Linked DNA regions of Mus musculus: region 2 is linked to region 1. Evidence: chromatin loops called from intact Hi-C (ENCODE). Cell type or tissue: heart. All regions are shown on one strand. Links, peaks and the distances in the headings refer to the core of each region. The heading gives the core; the rest is flanking DNA.

What was found. Hi-C counts contacts between places; a loop is a spot of excess contacts. Peaks named below come from ENCODE experiments on the same cell type or tissue, not always from the same donor. Only the 100,000 strongest peaks of a DNase experiment are listed, where the experiment ranks them.
Region 2: it touches region 1 in a loop (6-fold over the local background); 12 of 42 quality-filtered maps call a loop at or near these places.

What each region holds. Positions count from the first base shown.
Region 1 is chr8:124,951,246-124,956,629 of GRCm38, forward strand. No RefSeq gene overlaps it. Among named protein-coding and RNA genes, the nearest start is that of Egln1, 4.7 kb to the left of the region's middle. In heart, for the core only: no CTCF peak of the experiment used is centred there; a DNase peak (open chromatin) is centred at 2,206.
Region 2 is chr8:125,035,841-125,041,224 of GRCm38, forward strand. No RefSeq gene overlaps it. Among named protein-coding and RNA genes, the nearest start is that of Disc1, 16 kb to the right of the region's middle. In heart, for the core only: no CTCF peak of the experiment used is centred there; DNase peaks (open chromatin) are centred at 1,411 and 3,071; H3K4me3 peaks cover 95 bases; H3K27ac peaks cover 387 bases.

The DNA of each region.
Region 1 (5,384 bases), core at 147-5,146:
ATTACAGCTTATTGGTTTAGGGTGTATGTGTACATAATGTGGGCATGTACAATCCACAGTGCGTCTGGAGGTCAGAGGACAACAGAGGAAGCTCTCTCCTTTGCTCTCTCCTTCAATCTCGGCTCAGGCTCAAGGTGTCGGTCCCAGGACCTCTCCCTGCCAAGCCGCTGACCCCAACAGTTTCTCTCTCAGGAGGTTAACGTTCAGTTTAGCTCTCTACATGGTTTGTGTGTGTGTGTGTGTTTAACTGTATTTTTTACTGAATTCTACTTAAAGACATCAGACTTAAGATTTTAGTGAACAGAATCAGTCATGGCTCTCATGCGGTCGCACACTGACAACGCTGAAACAGTTCCGAGTTTCAAGTTCCAGGCCAGCCTATCTCAGAAGACAAGTAACCCAGAAATGCCTGGTTACTTTTCTTGTTGCAATTAAGCATATAGAATCACAAACATACAGTTAATAGAAAGTCAAATACAGAAGGCAGGAAAGATGGATCAGTGGTTAAGAGCACTGGTTGTTCTTCCAAAGGACCTAGGTTCAAATCCCAGCACCCATGTGGCAGCTCACAACTATAACTCTAGTTCCAGGGCATCTGAAATTTTCTCACCAATGCATACAAATTATATATATATACAATATATATAAAATACATACACATTTACACACATATATTACACATATATATTTACATATATATAAATAAAATTATATATATATATATACATATATGTGTATATATATTCAAATATAAAGTACTCCTTTCAAATGTTTCCAAAAGTCCACAATTATGGACTTTGTGATTATTGTAGTTTGATAACTTAGGCAGTAATTCTCATCTGGGAGGTCTTGGTTAGCGTGCCACTGACTAAGTTGCTTGGATAAGAATCTGGTCTACCATCACCATGGTAGCTGTCAACATAAAACTGTCTTAATGGTCAGTCTATGAAGTAGGAAGTGGTAGAGGCTCCATTGAACAGAAGGTGAGTGGTATGCTGTGGGAGTTGCTGCTTTTCAGGCAGTGCCTGCCTCCAGCCCGTCAAAAACAACATGGTGAAAACAGACTGAAGATTTCAAGGAAGTGCCACTTTGTCTGCTCCTACATGACAACCTGGACCACAGCTGATTGCTACCTGAGTGGCCACCATTCTTGGCGGGAGCTCCCCTAAGTTAGGAAGCAATGATCTCAGAAGTGTCAAAGGCAGACACCAGGCAGAGAGTGAGGTTCCAGGGGCAATGGTGTGATGGTGGCATGTTCCTGAGGCAGGAGGATTGAAAGTTGAATTCTTGCTTACAGAGTGTGCCTGGGCTACAAAGCAAGTTCAGGGTCAGCCTAGACAAGTTAGTGAGGCCCAAAGTCTCCAAGTAGTAAAGTAAAAACATTGAGCAATGCAGCTAGATAACAGAGAAGGTGTGACATGGGCAAAGTCTCTTTGTAGCCCAGGCTGGCCTCATTCAGGATCCTCCTGCCACACACTGAGTTCCTCAGCCTCCTGCCTAGACACATGCGTGTGCGCGCGCACAAACATATACGCACACAAAAATGACTTGGGGTTTTTTGTTTTGTTTTGTTTGTTTTACGAGACAGGGTTTCTCTGTGTAGCCCTGGTTGTCCTGGAACTCACTCTAGACTAGGCTGGCCTTGAACTCACAAGACTGGCATTCCAAGTACAGAAATCAAGCACTGCTGCCACCACCTAACCTAGTTCAGTTTGCTTTCCTCTTCTTTTATATTTATTTTATTTTTATTTTATGTGTATTGGTGATTTGACTACATGTATGTTTGTATAAGGGTGTCAGATCCCCTGAAACAAGAGTTACAGAGAGCTGCAAGCTGCTCTGTGGTTCCTGGGAATTGAACCCAGGACCTCTGGAAGAGCAGCCAGTGCTCTTAACCGCCGAGCCGTCTCTCCAGCTCTGAGTTCAGTTTCTTAAGATATTGAATGTGTCCTAAATCCTGACAATCACTAAACATTCCTAGCATAGTGTCTTTTCCACCCAAGGGACAGAGTGCCTGATTGTGACGAAGGACCTCCGGCTTCTCCCTGTGACCATTTTGTCTGAATCCGATGCAGAGGGCCAGGATAGCATAGGCATTTCACCAAGATAAACAGGAAGACAGTCTCTGAGTTCTGGGGAACGGGCTGGAAATCAGCCATTTTCTAACTTTGGTTTGGGGACGCACTCATGGGTGTGGCTGGAAGCAGCACCTGCTGTCCATGAAAGGGGATCTGCCAGGCCCACGGTGAGCTTCCTTCCTGCAAGGCTGTCTCTAGTGAAAATAAACCGTCCAGTGAGACTTTATGTCCAGGAAAGTGTACCAGTGACCAAACCTTAATAGATTTGGATTTTAAAGTTGCCAAGAAATAATAATAATAATAAAATTACACTCATTGTTCATTAAAATTTTTCTTTTAAAAAAAACATTTGCCGGGCATGGTGGCGTATGCCTTTAATCCCAGCACTTGGGAGGCAGAGGCAGGCTGATTTCTGAATTCGAGGCCAGCCTGGTCTACAGAGTGAGTTCCAGAACAGCCACAGAGAAATCCTGTCTCAGAGGAAAAAAAAGAAAAGAAAACATTTATTCTGCCAGGCGTGATGGCACACACTTTTAATCCCAACACTCAGGAAGCAGAGGCAGGCGGATCGCTGAGAGTTTGAGGCCAGCCTGGTCTACACCATAGTGAATTGCAGGACAGCCAGGGCTATGTAGAAAGACTTAAAAAATAAAAAAAATAAAGATTGTAAGTGGTGTGTGTGTGTGTATCAAAAAACATCTTGTGGAAGTTGTTTCTCTTGTTCCCATTACATGAGTTCAAGGATCCAACTCAAGTTTTCAGGCTTGGTGGCAAGTGTCTTTAACCACTGAGCCATTTTTGCTAGGCCTTATAAATATTTTTTTTATTTTATTCTTTGAGATAGTGTTGTGTAGCCCAGGCTGGCCTCAGGCTTGCTACATATACACAAGAATCACCTTAAACTTCTTATCCTCCTGCCTCCACCTCCTGTGCTAGGTTATTCAGCACTGAGAATAGTTGTTTTGAGGCAAGAGATCACCGTGTAGCCCAGGTTAGCCCTCACATTTGCAGTGATGTTCCTTCCATGACCTTCAGGGTTCTAGGATCACAAGGGTGTGTTTCCACACCCAAAAGAGGCATTTTGAGGGGTGAGACAACAAGCATACTTCTCTGCTGATAACTGCTTGTCTGCTGCTCATGAATCCTCATAGGAAGAATGCCTAGGGCTGGAGAGATGGCTCAGCAGTTAAGAGCACCAACTGCTCTTCCAGAGGTTCTGAGTTCAATTCCCAGCAACCAATTGGTGGCTCTCAACCATCTGTAATGGGATCTGATGCACTCTTCTGGTGTGTCTGAAGAGAGCAATGGAGATGCACTCATATACGTTAAATAAATAAATCTTTAAAAAAAAACAGAACAAAAAGAATGTCTTTAGGTTTCCTCAGAATACTGGGGTGGCTGGAGGCTGAAGCAGGTGGCAGTGAGCCTTGAGGGCAGCCAGACTGCCTTGCAGGAGAGCTGTTGCTGAGTACGAGTCCCCTCCCGGTTAATCACGGGCCCTCTATTAAGACATCTGGGCATTCCACAGAACGCTGGTCAGTGCTGGCTTCTCTAGCCCTGAAACATTTTGTCACCACAGAGCAGTCTCAGCCTGTGAGTCACAGCCCCTTTTCACAGTCCTATACCAGATCGCTTGCTTATCAGCTCTTGATTCATAACAGTAGCAAAATTACAAAGTAGCAAAGAAAATTATTTTATGGGTTTATTTTGGGGCGGGGGGAGGTTACATATCACCAAATACGTAAGCATGCCTTACATACTGATTATATGTGATATGCATTTTGAAGGCTGGTTCTGTTTTGGTTCTCTTTGAGGCAGGGTCTCACTATGTAGCTCCCGCTGTCCTGGAACTCACTATACAGAGAGAGCAGTCTAGTCTGGAACTTAGAGAGATGCCTTTCCTTCTGCCCCTGAGGGCTGGGAGTGAAGTTGTGGGCGATTACACCCAGCTTTTTCTGCTGTTGTCTTGGCTGTTTAGGGTTGATTGGTGTGTGTGTGTGTGTGTGTGTGTGTGTGTGTGTGTGTGTGTGTGTGTGACTTAACATTGCACATGTGCAGTGAGGGGCACACGGACCACATGTTTGTGTAGCATCAGAGGACAACTTCCTGGTTCTCTCCTACCGTCTGATTCCCCGGGCTTGAACTACCATCATCAGTCTTAGCAGGAAATGCTGTTACCCACTGGGTCATATACTGGTCTCCTTATTTTGTTTTGTTTTAGTTTATTGAAACAGGGACTCGTGTGTACCGACTGGAATGAGCCTCACGTAGCCGAAGGTAACCTTGAACTCCTGATCTTCCTACCTTTACCTCCCAAGTACTAAGATTTTAAGCATACGCACTTGATCTTACATAGCTTGGTCTATTTTACAACTTCCAGGCCTGCCAAGTCTATATAGTGAGATTCTTTTCTCAAAATAATAAGTAAATAAATAAAATCTTTTAAAATGTTTAAAAAGCACCGAACTGTAAAATGTGGGAAAAGGCAGAATGTGACACCAGAACCTAGAGGGACGGTGCATGGCCGTGACTCCAGTGCTTCAGAAGGGAGGGCAGGCCGAGGTCAAACCCTTACCCATGCTGAGGTCAGTGCAATGTCACCCACCTTAAAAGCTCGAACGCCCGTGCATGTGCAGCCAAGGTGGACCCTGGGAACTTTCAGGCCAGCCACTCCAGCTCGGACAGTGAAAAGATGTACGGTCAGTGAAAGACTCCGTCTCAGAAAAAGGTGGAGCAAAAGGGCTGGAGAGATGGCTGCTCAGCGGTTAAGAGCACTGGCTGTTCTTCCAGAAGTCCTGAGTTCAATTCCCAGCAACCACGTGGTGGCTCACAACCATCTGTAATGGGATCTGATGCCCTCTTCTGGTGTGTCTGAAGACAGCTACAGTGTACTCATATAAAATAAATACATAAATCTTAAAAAAAAAAGAGAGAGAGAGAGAGAGCACTTGTTGCTAAAGGGCACTTGTCACCAAGCCTGGTGACCTAATTTTGACCCCCAGAATCCACATTGTTAGAGGAGAAAATTGACCCCAGCAAGTTGTTCTCTGAACCCCTCGTGTGCCATGCCATGACCCTCTACAAGATAAATAAATGTAGAATGTATTATTTAAAAAGTTGGTGAGGGGCTGGGGAGATAGCTACTCTTCCCCAGCTAGCCTCTGCTGTGCCTGACTGCTGTGCCTGAGCCCTCGCTGTGTTCCCAGCTCTCGTTCGCTTGTCCCTGGAGCCACTCCTCGGCCATAAACCCATGTAGTCGGTGACCCCACATCCTGGTAACTAAATGGAACTGCCAACCTTGAGGTT
Region 2 (5,384 bases), core at 136-5,135, 85 kb after region 1:
TTGTAGTTCATAATTTACCATCATGATGGTCAGGGACATATTGTACAGGATCCCATAAAATAAGCACCTGCTAGTGGTGTCACCTGGGTTTATAAGCAAACTGTACACAAACAGCAACACTGCCCCTTGACACCTCTCAAAATGTGGGTCAAGTGAGGGCCAGCTCTGTGCCATCTCAGCATTCAGGTTAAAGGTTTTTGTTTTTGTTTTCTGGAAGAAGTCTTAATTTGTAACTTTTCTCAGTAATCTAGAAAAACAAAGTTGCATCCTTCCTATTGTGTGTGTTGCTTTAAAAAGCATGATGGCAGGAGCAGTGGAGAGCTGGCGAGCTGGTGCAGCAGTTAAGAGCACAAATGGAGATTAATTAAATATTGTGAGACCGAGGAAATAGCCCAGGTAGAGCTATTGCTTAGCACGTGCAAGGCCCTAAGTTCAGAAAACCAAGAAACCAAAACCAAAACCATGACAGAACAACGCCCAGGGAACATGAAACACTGAGTCCAAGAACAACTTCCATTCTCTGCCTGCCTTGTCTGCTTAACACAGGCATGTGTTCATAAAACACATAACACATATACAATCACACTTGCATGTGCACACACAAAGCGTTTCTCTGGGACACCTATTAGTACGTCCATGTGTGTGTGACTAAAGAACAGCCACTCCAAATGGCAGGATCCTGATGGCAGGGATCCGTCAGGAAGGAAGAGCTGGGTTACCCTACTTAGAATCAACGCTTTGGGGCTGTGATCATGGGGTAGGTGAGGGACGCACTGTGAGCTCTAATAATTACCTTAAGAGTTGCTCAGGAAACAGGGCTTTAGGAATAGCACATTTCCCCCTCTCTTTGTAATGTATATATTTTATAAATTAGGGGTGTGTGTGTGTGTGTTTTCCTCCTCTTAACTCTGTCATAGGGTATGGTGTTTTCATTTAGACTTCAAATTGTTGGATGTCAAAGGCAAACTATTGCCTTGAAGGAGTGGGCACCATAGCAATGGACCTATCAGGTAGAGATCTCCTTCTTGTCCCCCTTTCTCACCCATGGCATCAAGGACAGGTGCAAACCTCATGTGTAAACACAGTATATTTAGAAGTTCCACTGTGCACCAAGTGTGTGAGCACAAAAGACCAAATTGCTAGACTGTACGGTGGTGTCTGTTGGTTGGTTTTAGCCCCTTGTAGTTCCTGCAAAGGGGCTGGAGTCTTGGGGACACAGCTGTGTGACTTGCTTGCCTTCAGTGTTCCACCTGCATTGGAACAAAGGGACCCCAGATGACCAGCAAAGGCTGGCATGAGCAGATGGCATACGTGAGGGTTCGCAGGAGCCTCTCTGTTCTGCCGCTCACCTGCTCAGGCTGCAGGCAGCAGAGGTTATGACCTGGGCTTCCTGCAATTTCTGCAACCCCCCGACTTCCTGCCCTTGCTGGCTGCGATCCCAGCCTTCCCTTCCTCCAGCCCTTCCACTGTTTGGAAGCACCTGTGTTAAGTCCTTTCCTGAGCGGGCTACCCAAAGTGCGCTCTGTTTTCCTAAGTGAGCATGACAGCAGGCTGCCCTTGTCAGACTAGAAATACAACTGGTCTTAGGCATAACCAGGAAGGTGTAGATTTCAGGACTTTAGTGTCCCTGTATCAAGTGGGCCAAGATCTGATGTTCAAGAAGGCCGCGTAGATGTGAGAGAATGGGTTCAGGCCGCACCATTCTGTTTCCCATCTTCACGTTGGGATGGCCACATGCAGAAAACAGCTTATCTGACCTCATACTGACCATCTGCACCCTGTGGAGCACAGGACCCTCTCTGTCTGCATACTGTTGAGCTCAGTCCTCGGTTCCTAGTTGAAATGCCAAAGAAATCAATAGCCAACTTGAATAAAGGTCAGTGACTTCAAAGAGGATACAAACAGATGAAAGCAGGATGTCACCGCAAGACCTGTGTAAGAAAGTCAGCATCACGGGTGGGAAAGTTATGGAGGATATTGAGATTTTGAAACACACACACAAATACACACACAAATACATAGATACAGGCACATACACATTTACACATTTGTATACACAGACATACAGATACACATTTACACATTGGTAGATGTACATAGACACAGATATGCACATACACACTTAACATACATGCTATAAACATGCAGATATACATACGCACACATACCTTAATGAGACACGTTATCATGATGACAGACAGAGCTTGTTTCTGAGTCTTCACAATAGACTGTCGTTAACCTGATTCTTCTCACTTACGGCGTCTCTGGAGGCTGCTCTCATCCCCCATTATCCCAGAAGTCTGCCCTCTTTCCAGTAGTTTTCTGATTAGATCGTCCTCCTTCACCCTGACACATATATACTGTCTGCATTGACATATCCTAGATACATGTAAAATATGTATGCACACGCACAGTTGTACACAGAAATAGTTATTGCTAATTAAGGGTTAGGATTTTGTACTAATGCATTTTTTTTTTCATCAGAAGAGATTCACAGATAGATGACTTTATGTGGTAATCAGTGTGCTTACACAGCTGACCTCTACCGTCCCAGGCGCTGTGAAGTAGCAGGATCTGCTACAGCGTGTTAAGGGGTATACACCATTGTTTGTTAGCTGGGTACTGTGGCTCGCACCTTTAATCCCTGCGCTTAGGAGGAGGAAGCAGGAGGATTACTGTGGATCCGATGCCAGCCAGGCTAAAGAATGAGACTTTGTCTAGAACAAACAAAAATAATTAATAAAAAATCTGTATTATTGTAAACAACACCGACACAGATATTCTCATAAATGCATCTGACCTTATTTTCTTGACGCAAGTCACGGAAGGCCAAATAGCCAGGTGACACGAATGTTTTTGTTACCTAACTGAAAAATTGGATTTCTTCAGAACACTTAGGAGCCAGATTCCCTCTTTTAAAGTCATTGTTCCGCAGATAAGTGTTTACAAGCAAGCGTCTCTCCCCAGTTCGTCACCCCTGTCACCACTAATGGGAAGCCTCCCGCGTGCTCCAGAGCATCAGTACGTGCTCAGGGGGAGAGAGACGCCCTGTGATTACTTTCCAACATGGGAAGCAGAGCGTGTGTCTCGGACCAGAGGCCCCGTTTGCCAGCACCCAGCCCCATCCTGACTAGAGGAGTATGACATTAACAGATGTGAATTACTTAATCCTCATCAGCACAGTGTCAGGTGACAGTGTTACCACGGGGGTCATTAGAATGGAAGCACAGAACCCTCCTGGCGTGGGCCAGCGGTGGAGAACAGTGCTTCAGCCCTGCGTTCCACACACGGTCTACCCAACAGCTCCTTTGGCTGTTCAGAGACGGGCTGCACCAGAAGCCTGTAAGATGGAATGGGCACGTACAAGCATTTTGCGGAGTTCTCTCTTAATACAAAATTAATAGCTTAAAGCTCTCTAGCTTGAAAACCTTGACGGGAGACATGAAAGAAAGATCCCCAGCGAGAAGTTCATCTTGCATTGGGTGTCTCGTGGCACTGCGATTGTAATTATGTACAGGCGTGCACTTACCTTCAGATACTCACGTTCCTGCATCTAGGAGGAGACACCACCAAATGCTGTACAGTTAACAATTTTAAAAGTTAAAAGGAGAAATCTTGCTGGGCCTAGTGACACACACCTTAGTTCCAGCACCTGGGAGGCAGAGGCAGGGTGTGAGTTTGAGACCAGCCTGGTCTACAGAATGAGTTCCAGGACAGCCAGAGGTTCACAGAAACAACAAACAAACAAACAAACAATGGGGATGGATGGATAGGTAGGTAGGTAGGTTGAGATGGTTCAGCAGTACCCACATTGTGGATGGAGAGAACTGATTTCCAGAAGTTATCCTCTGATATTCAGATACCCAGTGTAGTGCATATGGTACATATGTGCCTCCACAGAAATAAAACATAAAAGAGAAAATGCAGTATGAATCTTCACAACTGAGCAGCAGATCGCCCACGAGAGCAGGTGCTGCGTGCTTGTTGAACCTGCCAGGCTTGTAAGCATCCTTGGACTTTTCTCACGTTGTAAACTTCGCTCAGTTGTATAAAAGTTGCCTCCTTTAAGTTGAGTAGAGACAGGGATGGAGAGAGGGCGTCATGATGAATCTTGGAGTTAAGGAGAGGATACTAACAGGCATCCATCTGTCCAGGTGAAAAGCTCAGCTGAGGCATTATACATTATACATTATACAGGACATTATACACCGTGGTCCATGTCTCTTGTCACGTTAGACTGAACACGATGTCTACTCCCCACCCAGATCTCTCCACTTTACCTCATTTATTCCCACCACGTTAACTTTGTTTTGTTTTGTTTGCTTGTTCGATAGACAGGGGTGAAGTGGAAACTTAAGGGTTCTTTGCAAAGTCAGACGTGTTAGATGTTTTGCTGGGGCAAACATGTAAAAGTTTTCCTGAAGTAGACATAGGTGAAAGACTAAGGCAGACTCATGAAGGAACGTTTCACTGAGGCAGACACAGGAGAGAGGATGTTCTGTTAGAGCAAACACGTGAAAGGACACAGGATGAAGGATTCTTCACTAATGACGCACATGTTTTAGTTCGCCTTACATTGCGTAACTGAGCTGCATTCGTCAGGACTCCATAGAGAGAAACACACTAAAAATCTGGTGGTGTCCTGCATTCCTCCGTGGCCTCTGCATCAGCTCCTGCCTCCACGTTCCATGCCTTGTGTGAGTTCCTGCCTTCAATGTGTTTGATGATGTAACTGTTGTCATATGAAATAAAAATAAACCCTTTCCTCTCCAAGTTGCTTTGGGTCATGTTGTTTCATTACAGCAACAGTGACCCCGACTAAGACACACACTAAAGAATCATTCCTGCAAAGCTGACGTAGAGGTCAGCCTGAGGCCAGTACACTGCGCATGCCCAACCCCCACCACGGCTGCCACTGGCTTTGTACTTGCAAGAGGCGGACATTTCTTTCTTTGAGCCCCAGCTTCCCCTCTGTACACACTCTTCATCCTGAGCTAGCCTGGGTCTCAGAACGATGATGGTCAGCCTGCATCCCAAATAGACACATAACGCTGTTCAGATTGCAGGGTATGGAGGAGCCAGGCATGGGCAGGAGTGATGGGGAAGATCTATGACACACAGAAGGCAAACCTGTGGGCAATAACTAGCCTGTGCCATGCCGGCTGGTGGAGGCCAGAGTCAAGGCTCACAAGGACACTTCCCCATCATGAGCCTGGTCGCCCAAAGGACAGCAAAGCGTTTCCTAGTGTTGCATAGTCACACCACAGGGCCTTTCATTTGGCCTGGAACTCATCAAGTCGTCAAGGCTGGCTGACCTATGGCTCCAGGTCACTGTGTTTCCCCACTCAGAGAGCTTTAAGGCGCTAAGTCTTAAAGTAGACATT